Regions from separate parts of the Homo sapiens genome. Here region 2 is linked to region 1. A link is a loop called in an ENCODE intact Hi-C map of the cell type or tissue named here. Cell type or tissue: PC-3. All regions are shown on one strand.

The links. Hi-C counts contacts between places; a loop is a spot of excess contacts. Peaks named below come from ENCODE experiments on the same cell type or tissue, not always from the same donor. Only the 100,000 strongest peaks of a DNase experiment are listed, where the experiment ranks them.
Region 2: it touches region 1 in a loop (9-fold over the local background); 6 of 110 quality-filtered maps call a loop at or near these places.

What each region holds. Positions count from the first base shown.
Region 1 is chr17:70,633,011-70,641,010 of GRCh38, forward strand. No RefSeq gene overlaps it. Among named protein-coding and RNA genes, the nearest start is that of KCNJ2, 470 kb to the left of the region's middle. In PC-3, a CTCF peak has its summit at 3,713 (motif pointing right); a DNase peak (open chromatin) is centred at 3,701; H3K27me3 peaks cover 5,493 bases.
Region 2 is chr17:71,450,601-71,458,600 of GRCh38, forward strand. No RefSeq gene overlaps it. Among named protein-coding and RNA genes, the nearest start is that of CASC17, 250 kb to the left of the region's middle. In PC-3, no CTCF peak of the experiment used is centred here; a DNase peak (open chromatin) is centred at 4,831; H3K27ac peaks cover 2,815 bases.

The sequences.
Region 1 (8,000 bases):
GACAGAGTTTTGCTCTTATCGCTCAGGCTGGAGTACGATGGCACAATCTTGGCTCACCACAACCTCCGCCTCCCAGGTTCAAGTGATTCTCCTGCCTCGGCCTCCTGAGTACCTGGGATTACAGGCATGCACCGCCACACTCCGCTAATTTTGTATTTTTAGTAGAGGCAGGGTTTTTTCATGTTGGTCAGGCTGGTCTTGAACTCCCCACCTCAGGTGATCCGCCCTCCTCAGCTTCCCAAAGTGCTGGGATTACATGCGTGAGTCACCGTGCCTGGCCAATATATTCTTATAAATATATTCATCTATAGTTTTTTATTGATATCTGGTACTTGTACATATTTATGGGATACATGTGATATTTTGATAGATGAATACAATGTGTAATGATCAAATTGGGGTCATAATTTTAGCATCTCTATTGATGTTTAATTAACATAAAGTGCACATATTTATTATGTACAATTTGATAAGTTTTAAAATAGATATCTACCTGTAAAACCATCATCACAATCAAGAAGATAAACATATCTATCACCACAAAAGTTTTCTCAGGCTTCTTTGTAATCTCTTCCACCACCCTCCACACTTGTCTACAGAGAAGTGTCAATCTTTTTCTGTCACTAAAAGTTAGTTTGCATTTCTGGAAACTTATATAAATAGAAGCATGCAATATGCACCCTTTTATGTCTTTTACTAAGCACAACTAAACTACTGAGATTTATCTGTCTTGTTGCGTGTATCAATACCTCATTCCTTTTCATTGTTTAGTAGTATTTCATCATATAGCTATAGCACAAACTTTTTTTACCCAGACTTGTTTTGAACAGTTGTGTTGTTTCCACTTTTTGCCATTGCAAATAAAGCTGCTGTAAGCATTTGTGTATGGGCCTGGGTATAAACATGCTTTTAGTTTTCTCTGTTAACTATCTAGAAGTGGAGTGGCTGGACCATATGAAAGGAATATGTTTAACTGTTTAATAAACTGCCAAATTGTTTTCCAAAGCAATTGTAGCATTTTACATTCTGACCAGCATTTTATGAGGGTCCCGGTTTCTCCATGTCCTTTCCATTATTTATTATGATCAGTCTTTTCCATTGTAGCAAGTGTAATGCATGTGTAGTGGTATCCCATTGCAGTTTTAGTTTGCACTTCTCTAATGACTAACAGCGTTAAGTGTCTTTTCCCCCCTAGGTTTATCTGCCATTGTGTATCTCTTTTTTGGTTAAGTATGTATTCAGATCTTTTCCCCATTCTTAATTACGTTATTTGTAGAATCTGTTTCAAGACTGATGGCCATTGTAGTCAGTGATCATGTTTCTGAAAATCAATCAGGGAAGTCACCTATTTTTCAAAGTCAGATGGTGAGCAAAAGCCTTACTCCATGAACACATTTCTGAAAGCTGGCCAATCAACAATAAACTTACCTGAGCAGGGTGTAGTGCCTCACACCTGTAGTCTCAGCTACTTGGGAGGCTGAGGCAGGAGGATCTCTTGAGCCCAGGAACTTGAGGCTGCAGTGAGCTACGATCACATCACTGCACTCCATCTGGGCAACATAGCAAGACCCTGTTTCTGAAAAAACAACAAATAGCTTACCTGAATAAGCACATTTCCACTGCTGAGATCCACCAACTCCTGACTTTGAAAGTCGGCCGGTCCCTGGCTCTACCTCTTCCAAATCCTCATACAAAATAAGCTTCCTGCTTTGCAATCAGGGAAATGGTGCCTAAAAAACATAGTTCTCTCTTATTTAAGTAATAAATTCAGATTTTTTTCTAGGTGTTGAGTGGTATCCTCTCCCCTCAAAACCATGTAGTTTATCAAAAACTTCTTTTTATGTAGGTTTTGTGGTTTAGAAAAAGTCTGTTACTTCTTTTCTGAAAGAAATGAATTTTTTTATCCATGTGTATTGATGAGTTCATCCTTTCTTCCCTTATTTAAATATCTCCTTTATCATAAACTAAATTACTAGATAATCTTAATTTTATCCAAAACACTTAGTCATAATTTTCTTTGCATTTCCATCTTTTTTTCCTACAAACGCCAAGTGCTAGTTACCAAATGGTTCTACTTTTCTGACAGCAGAATCTCTTTACACATCTTGTATAACTCAAAAATCGAGTTATGTGATATAGTTAGAGGTAGTCAGTTTATTTAGTCTTACATCTGAATATTTCAAGTTTATCTATTTGATCATAAAACAGGTTTTTTTAAATACTCTTGGGCTTTCTCATGAAAAGTAGTGACAGAACAAATGCATTGAAAAGAAGAAAGATAATGGTATAGACAGGTGTTTTCTTTCATGTTCAATCAAAAGGTTTTTATTTTCAACTCAGAATCTGTGAAGCTTCATGAGATCAGGGCTGTTGTATTTTTCTTTCTACATGCCTGGCAACTGGAGCAATGCCTTCCACGTGGTGTATATTAACTATTTATGGGATGAATGATGAAATTAATGAATGAGTGAAATAAATAATTTTGTCTTTCTGTGTATATTTATGCTAAGCATATAACAGGGTAAAATTAAGAGGCGTTATTCTTATTTACAAGTAATTACAAAAGGGTGGGTTGGACAACTTAGTTTTTGTGAGTTAAATATAAAAGTAACAATGTATTCTCACTAGGTGAGAAATCATAATTTGCCAGACAAATGGTGTAGACTCTGAATACTTGGAAAGGTATAAGTCACTGGGGACTAAAGAGATTGAGTCTCCCTAAATACAGGCCTACATTTGGACACTGAAATGATGTTGATATATATATTTTAACATGTCATTCTGTCTTTTAATCTCCTTATATGTAATACTTGTTTCCTTCTTCCTCCCATTCACCTTTTTCTTTAAGTAGCAGTTTGGTCACTTAGCGCTTGACTCATTCAAGCCGTTGAATGACAGCACCATGTTAGAGATGCCCAAAGGTCAACCAGAAAGAAACAAAGACGATTTTGTTCCTAGATTTATAGTTTTAAATGAACTCAGCATAGTTTTAGTCTATATTCTCAAACATTGTCATTTCCCCAATATTCTTAAAATCTTTCAAACCTTGAAAGTCGGCACATAAGAATATAATGATTGTCTCATACCTACACATAGCGTATTCACTTTCTTGTTGATCATGTTATTGTTCTATTACTATCAAAATAATCATTGTGGAAAGGTATGAAAATCTGACACACTGAAACAAATGAACCAGAAGAGATTAAGAAGACATCATAGAAAGTGCAATGTGCTAACTTGGACTGGATCCTGGAACAGAAAAGTGGAAAACTGGTGGAAAAACTGGTGAAATACAAATGAGGTCTGAAAGTAGTCAATAGAAATATTTAATAGTAATGTAACCAAAGTCAAGTTCTTAGCTTTGACAAATGTTCCACAGTCATGTAAGCTATTAGCATAAGTGGAAGCTGGATTATACTTATACGTGAACTCTGTTTTATTTCTGCAACTTTCCTGTAAATATAAAATTATTCTAAAAATAAAACGCTTATTAAAAACTAAATATAAATATATTTTTCAGTAAGTATACTGAAGTGATTTCTAAATTAATTATATTATTATTACATCAAAAATGAGACTTTTACTCATCTTGTTTTGTTTACTGCGGGTAGCACATGGAAAATGCTCAAGTCACTGAATTATAGAGCACCAATGAATAATTTTCTTTAGTTTTCAATATGAGAAGAGTGTATTCTCCACTTCAGCCACCAGGTGGAAGTATCAGCACATCAGTTAAAATCAGTTCTTCATTGGGAGGTTTAAAAACTACCCTTGGAAAACAAACAGTTTTTAATGTTATGATATGATGTTATTATACACAGTAAGAGGAAGAATTCCCAGTATTATGATGAAAATCAAGAAAGATATAAATTGGCTGTGGACAGGACTCCAGGATACTGAGATATCCAGAAATAAAGTGAAAAAAAATTTTACCATTTATTTAAACATTTCCAGACATGGATATAAGTGCACATGGATAAAAGTTGAACAGGTAGCAACATCTGGAGACTTAACGGACATTTATCTTAGCCCAGACATAAGTGTAGCATGCAATGTCTGAAACTACCAAGGCATGGAAAGCTAAACTGATCAGTATGATGCTGTCAGTGCTTTCAGTATGGGTGATATTCAAAGTACAGGAGAACCATTTAGACTAAATGCTACCATTTAATGGCCCAATCTGCATTCTCCCTGCTACCATCTTGATGACACTTTCTACCATTCAGGAAATGAAAGCACTTTCTAGTGTCACCCAGTGCAATATCTAATTAGGAAGGCAAATTATAAAAATAAAAATGGAACTGCAGTGTCTTTCTATCCAAAAACGAGGCTTGCTTTGTAGTTTCTAATCCATCAGTTTCTTTCCTTACTTTGAATAATCAGGCATTTGTTATGTCTAATTTTATGTCAATCACATTCTCAACTCTCTGTATAAACTCTTTCAATAAAGATTGATACAGGTATGAGAAGAACCAGAATTTTTTCAAAAATATTATATTAGACACAATTTAATATAAGGTGAAATCTATTGATTCAGTCACAGTTTGATCTGTTATTTTCACATACCACATTCTGTAAGATGCTCACAGGCTACTGAAATAAATAATGATTTGCCTTTTTCCATTTTCTGAGTTATACAAGTTTTTAGAGATGTGTCTTGTGTAAAGTGCATCATTGCCTGCTTTTCAATTAAAAAGACTTTTGAGGCCTGAGAAATTAGACCAAAAAAGGATTAATCATAATAATCTTTTAAATAGAGAACACCTGCCATCAATATTTTAGAAAGTATCATTCTAAAACTAAAACTTCTATTACTAAGAGATTATAATAACAGGCAACCCTACTTATTTCTAAGAATAGGGTCTACATGTTTTTACTTATTGGTCCACATATTCTCTGCAATTAAAACTTAGACAACATTTGAGTAATGTTGTCCATGTTGACTGATGACCACAGACACAGTGATGATATAAATCTTAAACAGATTCATTTGATTTCCTCATCAGTGATGAACTACAACATTCTCCTTCATGATTTCTTTTCTTATGTCCATACCTATCCATTTAATCTTAATTCTGGTTATTTGGAACAAAAATTCCAATAAGTGGCATTTTTCCAGGGCTCACATCTAATAGATCAAGACCTCTAGTGCTTTGATGCTTAGGTGTGGAAAGAGCTCTTTACCAGGAATGCCGGGCACTCTGAATTAGTCCTGTCTGCTCAGAAGAACATTGCCTCTCCTTACCAATTTTCTAATTATAACGAACATACACAATTGTTAAAAATTCTTGCCAGCCTTTGGACAATTACAAAACAGCATTTTTCATCAAAGGACACCTGGAGTATGACTTATAGGCACTTACAATCCAGAAAGATAAGGTAATCAAACTCTGGAAGAATTCTGCCAGCCGGGACCCTTTAGGTAGAAGGCAGTGAGGTAGACTTCCGTGGATCTACCAGGGCAACAAAAGAGAAGAGGCAGAGCCCTTCTGAGCTATTCAGCAGGGAGAAGACTGAGATGCTGAAAATGTGGCTAAAGACACAGTAGTACTGTGAGTCCTCAATATAACCCATATTTTTTTCCAACTTGTGTTAATCTAATACATCTTTTGAATATAAAGGAAGAAAGTGTAAAATGCAGTTGGTGATTTGGTTGTTCTATTTTTGCTCTCTTTTCCTTTATACAACAGAAAATTTTGGTTATTCAATATTGTACTTAAAGGCATAAGGCATGTGTGTATGTATATATACACACATAAATATGTATTATATATTTACATATTACATGTATTATAATATATACATATTATATATTATATATACATATTATATTTTAATATGTAAAATATTCTGTCATTTGTATTTACAAATATGTCAAGTTTGTTTTAGGATAGGCAAAATACTCTAATAAGTAAAAATTTCACCTTTTACTAGTAGTTTTGATGCTATATCCTTGGAATTTCAGGGTTTTCATAGAAAATGTTTTTTAAAGAAAAGAAAAAAATGGTAGAAATTTCATTGTCTTATTTTTTAAGGACCATTGCTTAATTACTTTTTTCTCAGTTCTGTTTATTTGCTCTTAAAACAAAAGAAACAACAAAAACTGATGGCTTTCTCGGACAACAACAACATCCACAACAACAAAAAAAACACTAATCAGTTTCTGAAAAACTAAAGAGTAACTGATTATTCTAACTATTAACTACCCGACCATTCAGGTCATTGTTCTTTTCTACAGTGTGTGTTTATCTCATGCTCATATATTGGTTTTTTAAGTGCAGTATACTATACTTAATCATTGTCTAAGATTCTTTGGAAATCTGTTTTTCTATTCAATTTATACTCCTAGTAGAAAATTTTTTGGGGAACAAAAAACTGAACCATCATAAGGCTAAATGAAACTCCTTGGAAGTAAATTGTTATTTGAGGTATCTAAATCAGAAATTTCTGTTCTTCAGTTTTATGTGTCTGGGGTATTGCTGTAAAGCACTGACCATTTCTTTGCTGGAACATAGTTTATACATAATGGAGAAGGAATAGGCCAAGGAGAGATGATGATGAATGTATGCTTTCCCCTGCAGAAATCCCTTTCAAAAAGAGTAATACTAACAAAAACAAAGGCAAGTTGAAAATGTGGTGGACCTCACCCTCAGACCAGGTGAGCCTTCAGATTCTGCACCTCGCTGGCCGTGCATAAAGAAGGCTGGGACATCCCTGAATTCACAGTCAGGGTGGTCGTCTGTGTGCAGAACTGAAAGCAAACAAGAGTAAGCTATAGCCAGATGTGGGGGCTTTCAGGTTCACTGACGGTTCCTGGGGTACTTGGAGTCAAAGCAGCTCACGCACGTTCCTGCTTTCCACCAGGAAACGTGGAGCCACGGAGGCCAAGGAAATCTGATCAGCTCCAGATCCCCAAGTTGGTCTTTTTACACCCCTAAAGACACCATGCTTGCTCCTTCTCCAAGACTCATAAGGAAATACAAATGACTTTGAAATATCAGCCACTGTTAACTGGATCAGATTCCTCCAGTAAATATGGTAAGCCAACAGATCTACCTTATGGCTCAAGATCCAGCAAAGCATCTCATAAAAGAATATTTCTATGCCCTCATCCATACATGTGTTTCTAGAGATATGTTATCAGTCCTTTCTACCAAGTAGACAGAATTTTTATCATTACATCTTTGAAATCATAGAAAATCCTTCTTCTCAGCGGCATCTAGTTTTACTTAATCCTGCTCTTCACCAAATTCTCAGTTCCAAAATTTTGATTTTTTTACTGACTTCTGTCATTTCCTTCTTTTGATTTGACTTTCTTTGTCCTGAACCTCAAATCCCACCTGATACACAAAAACTATGAATTTAAAAGAGCATATTCATTGCCATAGTTTTGTGAAGTTAAATCAACTTTGCATATGAATTGGCATAGGAAGATCACATTCCCTTCCATACGAATTTAGAGAAGGTATGAAAGTCAGCTCTGTTAGTTTCAGAGTGTTTGGTTCAACCTTTGTGTGCTCAGTGTTCGGGGGTAAAGGGTCATCTGTCTCTTCTATGTTTTTTTCTAAGTTGGCCGAGTAATTTCATCTTTAGGTCTCCATTTCTAAAATTACATCCTGGGTTTGATAAGATTAAAAGATGAAGTGATTAATTATGGATTTATTTAACAATTGACTGATTTTTACAAATAGTTCACTTTTAAGTGGCTTTGAACTTATCTTTGAGCACCAAAAACTTTATTGGTGTTCTATATGTACTGGGCAAATGAAACCAAACTTCATTTTACCCCTATTGAAAGTCTGTTTACTGAAGTCACTAAATCACCCCATTTCTGACCTCAGCTAGGGGTTCAAACTCTTTTTCACAGCCATTAACTTTTTCAGCGTTTCACCAAGCAGATGTGTGTTGTGTGGCTTAATCTTTTCCATACTAGATGATACAGCAGGCCTCCACCTGACGTGCGCTTTGATGCAGCATAAAAATCTCATTCATCATATCTG
Region 2 (8,000 bases), 820 kb after region 1:
TCTTTTCTCCCAGGGGTTTCTGGGCATATCTCAGCAAGAACAAAATACTGAGAGTTGTTTCTCTGTCTTTGCATTGAAAATAGTCACTTTAAAATTTTTCCTTGTAGATTCTGGATATTAGACCTTTGTCAGATGGGTAGATTGCAAAAATGTTCTCCCATTCTGTAGGTTGCCTGTTCACTTTGATGATAGTTTATTTTGCTGTGCAGAATGCCCATCAATAATAGACTGGATTAAAAACATGTGGTACACATACACCATGGAATACTATGCAGCCATAAAAAATGAGATCATGTCCTTTGCAGGGACATGGATGAAGCTGGAAGCCATCATTCTCAGCAGATTAACACAGGAACAGAAAACCAAACACCGCGTGTTCTCCCTCATAAGTGGGAGTTGAACAATAAGAACACATGGACACAAGGAGGGGAACATCACACACCAGGGCCTGTTGGGAGGTGGGGGGCAAGGGAAGGGAGAGCATTAGGACAAATAGTTAATGCATACAGGACTTAAAACCTGGACGACAGGTTGATAGGTGCAGCAAACCACCATGGAACATGTATACCTATGTAACAAACCTGCACATTCTGCACATGTATCCTGGAACTTAAAGTAAAATTTAAACAATTTAAAAATAAATTTTCTATGTAAAAAAATGTATTTCTAGTTCAAATACTTAAGGCCCTTATTTAAAAATACGTTCTGTCACCTTCTTATATGATGTGTAAGACTCTCAACAAAGGCCAGACCAGTAGAAAAATTGTGAAAATCCACTGCATTAACTTATAACAATTTAAATCAAAATCTGCTATTGAAAATAAAACCAAAGAATCAGTCAAAGCACAGTTAATACTTGAGAGGATTTATAATGCTCATAGTTACATGAAAAAAATAATGTAGTCTACTGATTACAAATACCTTCCTATTCAAATCCTACAAAACTGAGGGTCGCAGATATAGTTGCAGTAACAAGGATGTTACTTTTTCTGTTTCCAATTTTTTTTTTTAAATATGACTTTAATCACACATTTCAAGTTTTTAAAAAATGTTCAACTGATTTTACAACTACGGTCTATGAAATACAGGTTCTGAACAATCTATACTATAATTACATACTATGGAGAGAGTTTATATGATTGTATTTTGTGTTTCAAATACAAATGTGTTATATACTGCATACAATTCCACTGTTAAAAAATCAAATGTGAAGAGTTTTGAAGATGAGAACAGCTGGAAGAAAAGTACAATTTTAGGTAAATAAGACAATAGGAATTGACCATCTGGATTTGTTAAAGAAAATTGTATTTCGAAAGAACAGATGAAAGATAAAAAAGGCTAAGACAAAACCCCCAAATCTGAGTATTTAAAAAATTATAATATCAGAAAAGATTGAACTGAAAAATTTCAACTAGAAGTAGAAAATGAAATCAATCAATAGTCTTTTTGATGTTAATGGTGTGTTGTTATTTTTAGTTAACCATTTATTTAATGTAATTTATTTCAAACAGAGTAACTATATAAGGGTGCTACTTTTTCAAAAAATGAGGAATAACCTGTCAAAGTGTTATAGTCCCTTTATAGTGGAAAAAGACAAACAGGCAATTCAAATATGTAGAGAAATTCAATTTTATGAAAAATGAGTATCATACATAAGGTTGTGAAAGGTAAGGGCAGTTAGAGCCAAAAGAAAAACAACTTGTCAATTAAAAATTAAATATCCACTTCAGTAGAAAATACAGGATTCTTTCTATTGTGTATTCAGTATCTCGGGAAGATGTCCTCTACATTTTTTTTTCTTTCTATACCCATAGAAATAATCTATTAAGCCCAAGTGAGTTATTCCGTTTTCCTTTCTTTCAATGTATTTCAATATAATTTTTTCAAGATTTAATGAAAGAGCTGTACCCAGCCCTTTTCAAGAACGTCTGGCCAAATGCAGCAGTAAATTATAAAATAATGCCCAGCATTCATAAAACAGTTCGCAAATTACTATTACAAAAATCCACTGATCAAATGAGCCCCCCAGATGTGTTGTTTAAATCACCAAATATATATAGATATATCCTTAAGAAGCATATTCCAGCTTCTCAAAACTGTTTAGGATTTTCCTTAAAAATATCTCCTTTAAGTCAGATGGTAGCAGTATCCATATTCTGAAAAATTATTGCCAAATTAAAGAACAAATTATTAAATGCAGGCACTCCAAACCCAAACCAGAGAATGTTTTTATTTAGTATTTTTGGGCCTTTCTTTCAGAGGCTCTTACATTCTGGTTTCCCCAGAATAGTCCCCATTTGTGCCTGATGTAACTGTTAATAGTACTGCCTTTCACTCTCCAAGGGTCTTAGTTTGGATAATAAAATATATGGTTACCCACCTTTAAGCAACGTATGAGGTATAGGTTAAGAATTCATGAAGTTTAGTCTTTTATTTTTATAAACCAATAACGTACTGAGTGAACTATTAAATATTATTAAATTTGGTATAGGGTATTCATTCATGTGTGTGTGTGTGTGCACGTGTGTATACAGACACACATAGGTATCAAATCTATAGCTTGTGAAATAACTATGCTTAAATAAGAAGTAATGAAGTTTATTCTGCCATAATCCTGCTGCTACTCACAGATAGATTTCTTCAAAGAAGTTATTTTGAGACTATACACGTACTCCAAAAATGCCATTTCTAGCACAACTCTAAGTGTGCTAGAGTTAGACTTGTGAACCACGTTATAAGACTTTCAAAAAAAAGTTTCATTGCTTGATAGCCACAATTATTTTCAGTCGGAATTACCAGACTCAACATCAATTTTAAATTCAAATGGCCTTTATTTGGTTTAAGAAAACATAGCCTTGAGGCACATACGTCTTTATTTATTATGTTGAAACATAATTATTTGTTTACTGTTTGTTCCTTCTTTGAGCTCCGTGAGTACTTACGGGCAACTTTTCCTTATTCATCAGTATGTCTCTAAATATCTAGTATAGTACTTAGGACGTTTTAGACACATAGTAAATATTTGTTGAATCATAATATAAGCAAATGAATCAGTGAGTACTGATCTTTGAGTCTTTGCAGACAATTCCGAAAGTAGAGTTTTCACACTGGAATAAATAGTCGGTAATTGTTTTGAAGGGAACAATACTAATATGTAAATCCTGGTGTAATAAATTTTAAGTCATATTGACACTCAAGCTTAATAAATCCACATCTTATCCCGAACAACTACACCTTTTTTTCAGAAATGATTTCAGTTTTGTGCTAGAAATGGGCTAAAAGTGGGGAGCCCAGGGTTGGGCTGCCTGTTCGCTACTCAAAAGTTGATCCACAGAATGAGCCACATCAATGTGACCTGCAAGCTTGTTAGAAACAGGCCCCACTGCAGAACTATGGAATCCAAATCCACATATTACTAAGATCCCCTGGTAATTTATGCGCACAGAACATTTGAGAAGCACTACTTACACTGTTTATGGTTTGAGTGTTTATAATATTCATGTAAAGAGACTACGAAGGACACAGAATGAAGTTAGGAAGGGGTATATTAAGAGATATAAATACCACAAAATGACTTTTTTGTCCCCTGGGGATTGTATGTTCTAGTGAGATAAACAGATAAGTTTTGTCTGTTTTAATCTGTCTGCTAAGGTTTGATTTAAACCATTAAACCTTAGCAGGCAGAATAAAATAGAGTAAAATTATAACTCTATACAAAATAAAGTTAGGGTTAGGAGAAGATAAAACCAACAACTCTCTACCTTGAACAAAGACAAAGAGATTAAAGTGAAGTATCAATCGTTGCTTTTGTGTTCACTAATACCTACGCATTTGTGTGTACCTTCTCTCTCACACACACATACACCCATACACTTCTGTCTCCTGCCTTCCTACAAGAGTTGATATGACTAAAATATGTATCATGGCTATCCTCCCGGTAGTTATGTTTTTCCTTATAATGTAGTGAAGCTTTAACTTCAATGCCCTCATTAGTAACCTGAACATCTTAAGACTATCCATAGGGAAATAAATCTTAAATGAAAATAACTGCTTTTGACATGCATTGACCTTGTTAACATTGCAGGTAAAACCTCACCAAAAAAATAAACGTCATGTTACCAATGCAAGATTCGACACACGAAACACAGACCATGATGAGGTTCAGCTGTGGCTCTTTCTTGTGGAGATGTAATAACTAAGAGTGTTGCTGCACAACCGATGCACAGAAAAACAAGCTTATCAGGATGCCTCTTGGATACCACAATGAGAATACAGAATCCCCCAGGCCTAGAGTTTTCAAATTAATCAACAGATAACATTTCATTGACAAAATAGTCATACTTTCTCTGGTTGTACTTAGAAACACTGTCTAAAATTTATTTTAGTCTACCAGACTGGTTACCCCAAAGTCTATACAATTTTAACAGTAACATCTGATTGTAGCCTTATTTAAAATCATGTATGCTGAGAAAACTCCATTGAACCATTTGCAAAGATATTGATCCTAAAATATGCTTATTTCACATTGCATGCCTGTATCAAAACATCTCATGTACCCCAAAAATATATACACCTACTATGTACCCATTAAAAATTCTAAAAGATAATTTAAATTTTTTAAAAAATTTTTGAACCAGACAAATCTTGCATATAGACTTTGTTATAACATGTAACTTATATATTTCATATGACTGCAGAAAAAAAATTCAATAAACACTTAGTCTCTGTTACCATACTACATGAAAGGTTCTGCACTGTGTATTTGAAATCAACTGTGACATCTCTCCTGGAAGATTTTCCTGGACTCCCGTTCCCAGGAAGAGTCAATAATCCTATCTTGCGTGTTACCACCTTGTTTCTGTATGAGTAATACAACTAAGCTAAGCCTACATTGTAAAAATAATTTCCATATATGCTTCTGACAACCACTATATTATGAATTTGGCTTATTAAAAAACAAGCATTTGGCTTATTTTTGTTCTTTAGATTTTAGTACACTTTTCTGCATCAAAAGTGCTCAGAAATTTCAACTGAATTATTAATGATTTGTTGGACATATTTTAACACAAGGCAATTGGCTATTGTGATATTTCATTTAAAAATTCTGGGCTAGTCTTCACTACGCTTCTCAGGAATGAAAAAGGTAGAGTCAAAATTAGCAGTAGAAGTTCACACATAGGAAAATACTAGATTTGTGTTTCTCATCTTGACAAGTCTGTGTAATAATAAGTGTCATTTATGACCCATGCAGGTATGTTTTTTTTTGTTGTTGTTTTTTTTTTTTTTTTTTTTTACTTTACAAAGTTTAGTCTTCCTCTTAAAATAAACCTGACTCTTCTGATGGTAGCTAAATAGCAGTTTCTTCCAACTTCCGTGTTGGAATGTCAAATGTTTCATAAGCATTCGAAACCACTCTCTGTAAGAATAGTACAGTAGAGTTATATACCGAGCATCTTGCCATGATACTAAACTCCCAGAACAAGATGTGCACGATACTAAAGTACTTGCAAATGAAATCACAAGTTGACTGGAATTAGCTTCAACATGCTTCAGCAAAAACAAATTTGAAATATCATCGAAACACCGTTTTTATTCAAAACACTTTCACATTATTTTGCTGAAGTCTTTCTTAGAAATTTCAAGATAAATACAGAAGATAGTGCCCAATTTACGATAGTTCAACTTTTGATTTTTCGACTTTTCAATAGTTCTATTTTTCACTTTCATTATCGTATTCAATAGATTACATGAGATATTCAACACTTAACTATAAAATAGACTTTATGTTAGTTATTTTGCCCAACTGCAGGCTAATTCTGAGAAGGTTTAAGGTAGGCTAGGCTGAGCTATGGTGTTTGGTAGGTTAGGTGTATTAGATGCATTTTTGGCTTATGATATTTTCAACTTACGATGGGTTTATTGGAACAGAACCCCTTCTTAAGTCGAGGACCATCTGGGCAAGACTCCTCAGGCCTATCTTCATGGCAGTAAATATTTAGATGAGTCTGTGCATTGGACACTGTTTGATGATGTGTTATCTTTTCAGTTATTATTGACATCAACTTTTAGTCCAATGACCCAATATGAGTATTCACACCTTAACCAATAATGTCAAACATATATAAACACATATAAGAAGATGTAAGAGTCTCTTCTGCAATGCAGAATAAAGGTGATGGAGGTTTCTACCTTTGTTTTCTTGTCCCCGTTCCTTCACTACATAAGTCCCTGTGTAAATAATGCTATAAATATACTTTATGAAGAAATTAATCCATGTGCTTTGAACATTTGTGTCAGATTTGGCAAGGAGGAAATGCTCTTCAGAAGAGTCAATTATTCCTACCTGAACCACACCTTGAATTTGCCATGGAAGGCTGGCTTTCACTGTCTGGCTGCACATTTCTAATTACAAGAAATTAGAAATTTATTGCTTTTCCTCCTACTACTTATGAAGTTGATTTTAATTTTGCTTGTTTTTAAACAGTATATACTTCTTACTTATAAATACAAATAGGTAGTCTAGGCATAGACTAGACAAACTTATACATGGATTAACCAGCAATGAAACAGCATACCTGTGGTTATATTTCCACATGACCATTTCTCAAATGAAGTCTCCCTTTTTCTCTAAATGTCTTTAAAGATTTGAGTGTGCATAATTCATACCTAATTTATTTAATAATGGGAGATGCAGAGTTTTAATACATACATAAATACATTAGTCTAAAAATAAAGCCAGCAAACTTGTTTAAACATTATTTTAAAATATTGGCTTCCTCTCAATGAATGTCAATTCCAAAATGGCTTTATTATCCAGAAACTATGTGTTATTGCTAAATCTTACTCCAAACCAAATTATTTTATGAATGGATGAAAAAGTTATAAAACACAGACCTTTACCAATATTTGCTAAAGGATACATAATACCTTCTACCATAAGAACACCAAAGAGAGCACCAGTAAGTTGTTTGAGAAAATCTGTTCCCTGGAATAGTGGATGTTTCTTTGGATCAAGTGGACAAATAGACACAATGTACTCACAGCCTATCCCAATAAGAAGCATTAGAATATTTTCGTGACAACAAGCAAAAGTTATTACTAACACTGATTTTACTTTTGGCATCAAGACCTGGTCTCTACGTGATACAGTTCTGTGCTTTAAAAAACTTACATGGCTTATTATCCTTTTTTTGTTCTTTTGTAGAACTAACAGACTCAGATTATCCAACAGCAAATCATTTTCCAAATGTTAATTGCATTCTTTCAAGAAAGTGGAATGTTCCTGAATGTAATGTAATTGTATTTTTTCAGCCACTCCAACTAAAGCAATGGCTTACTTAGGTTGGCACCTGTGAGACCAAATTTTTTTTTTTTTTTACTTAAGTGAATTAGCAATTACGGATCAGGAAAGAACTATTAGGACCAACTGAGACCTGATGCCTAGGTGATGTTTTCCCAGGTTAGGTCTTATGTGGGCCAATGGAAAGAAACTAAATTATATCTACCTTTAGCCACCCCCAACCCTCAGCCCTCACTTATTTTATGAAGGTAATTAGTACTTTCAGTAATTGGACCTCACACGCTCTATAGATGGCTGAAGTCACAAGTTATGGGTATTGCTGCAGAATAGCTTAGAGCCTTAATGGTGAAATATTCCCCTGACAAGAATTATCAAATTCAATTGAATACTTGAGTTTCTGACCTAAAATATTTTTCCAGAGGACAAGGGAGCCCAGTGGTTGAAGTTTTTTAAAGGCTGTCTTCCAGGGCATGAAGTAGGGAGGAGAAGAATGACCAGTTTATAGGGAAAGAGAAACAGAAAATAGCCACCATACGCCATGACACTCTTATCTACTATGAACCGGATTGAGTGTTCAAACTTTCCCGAGTTACAGTCAGTCCTAAACTCTTCTACAGGGATCACTGTAGACTTGCCCTGGCTTGTCTTACAGAAAAATATTCCCACAGACAGAATGACTGGGAGGGTTCAACGGCAGGTT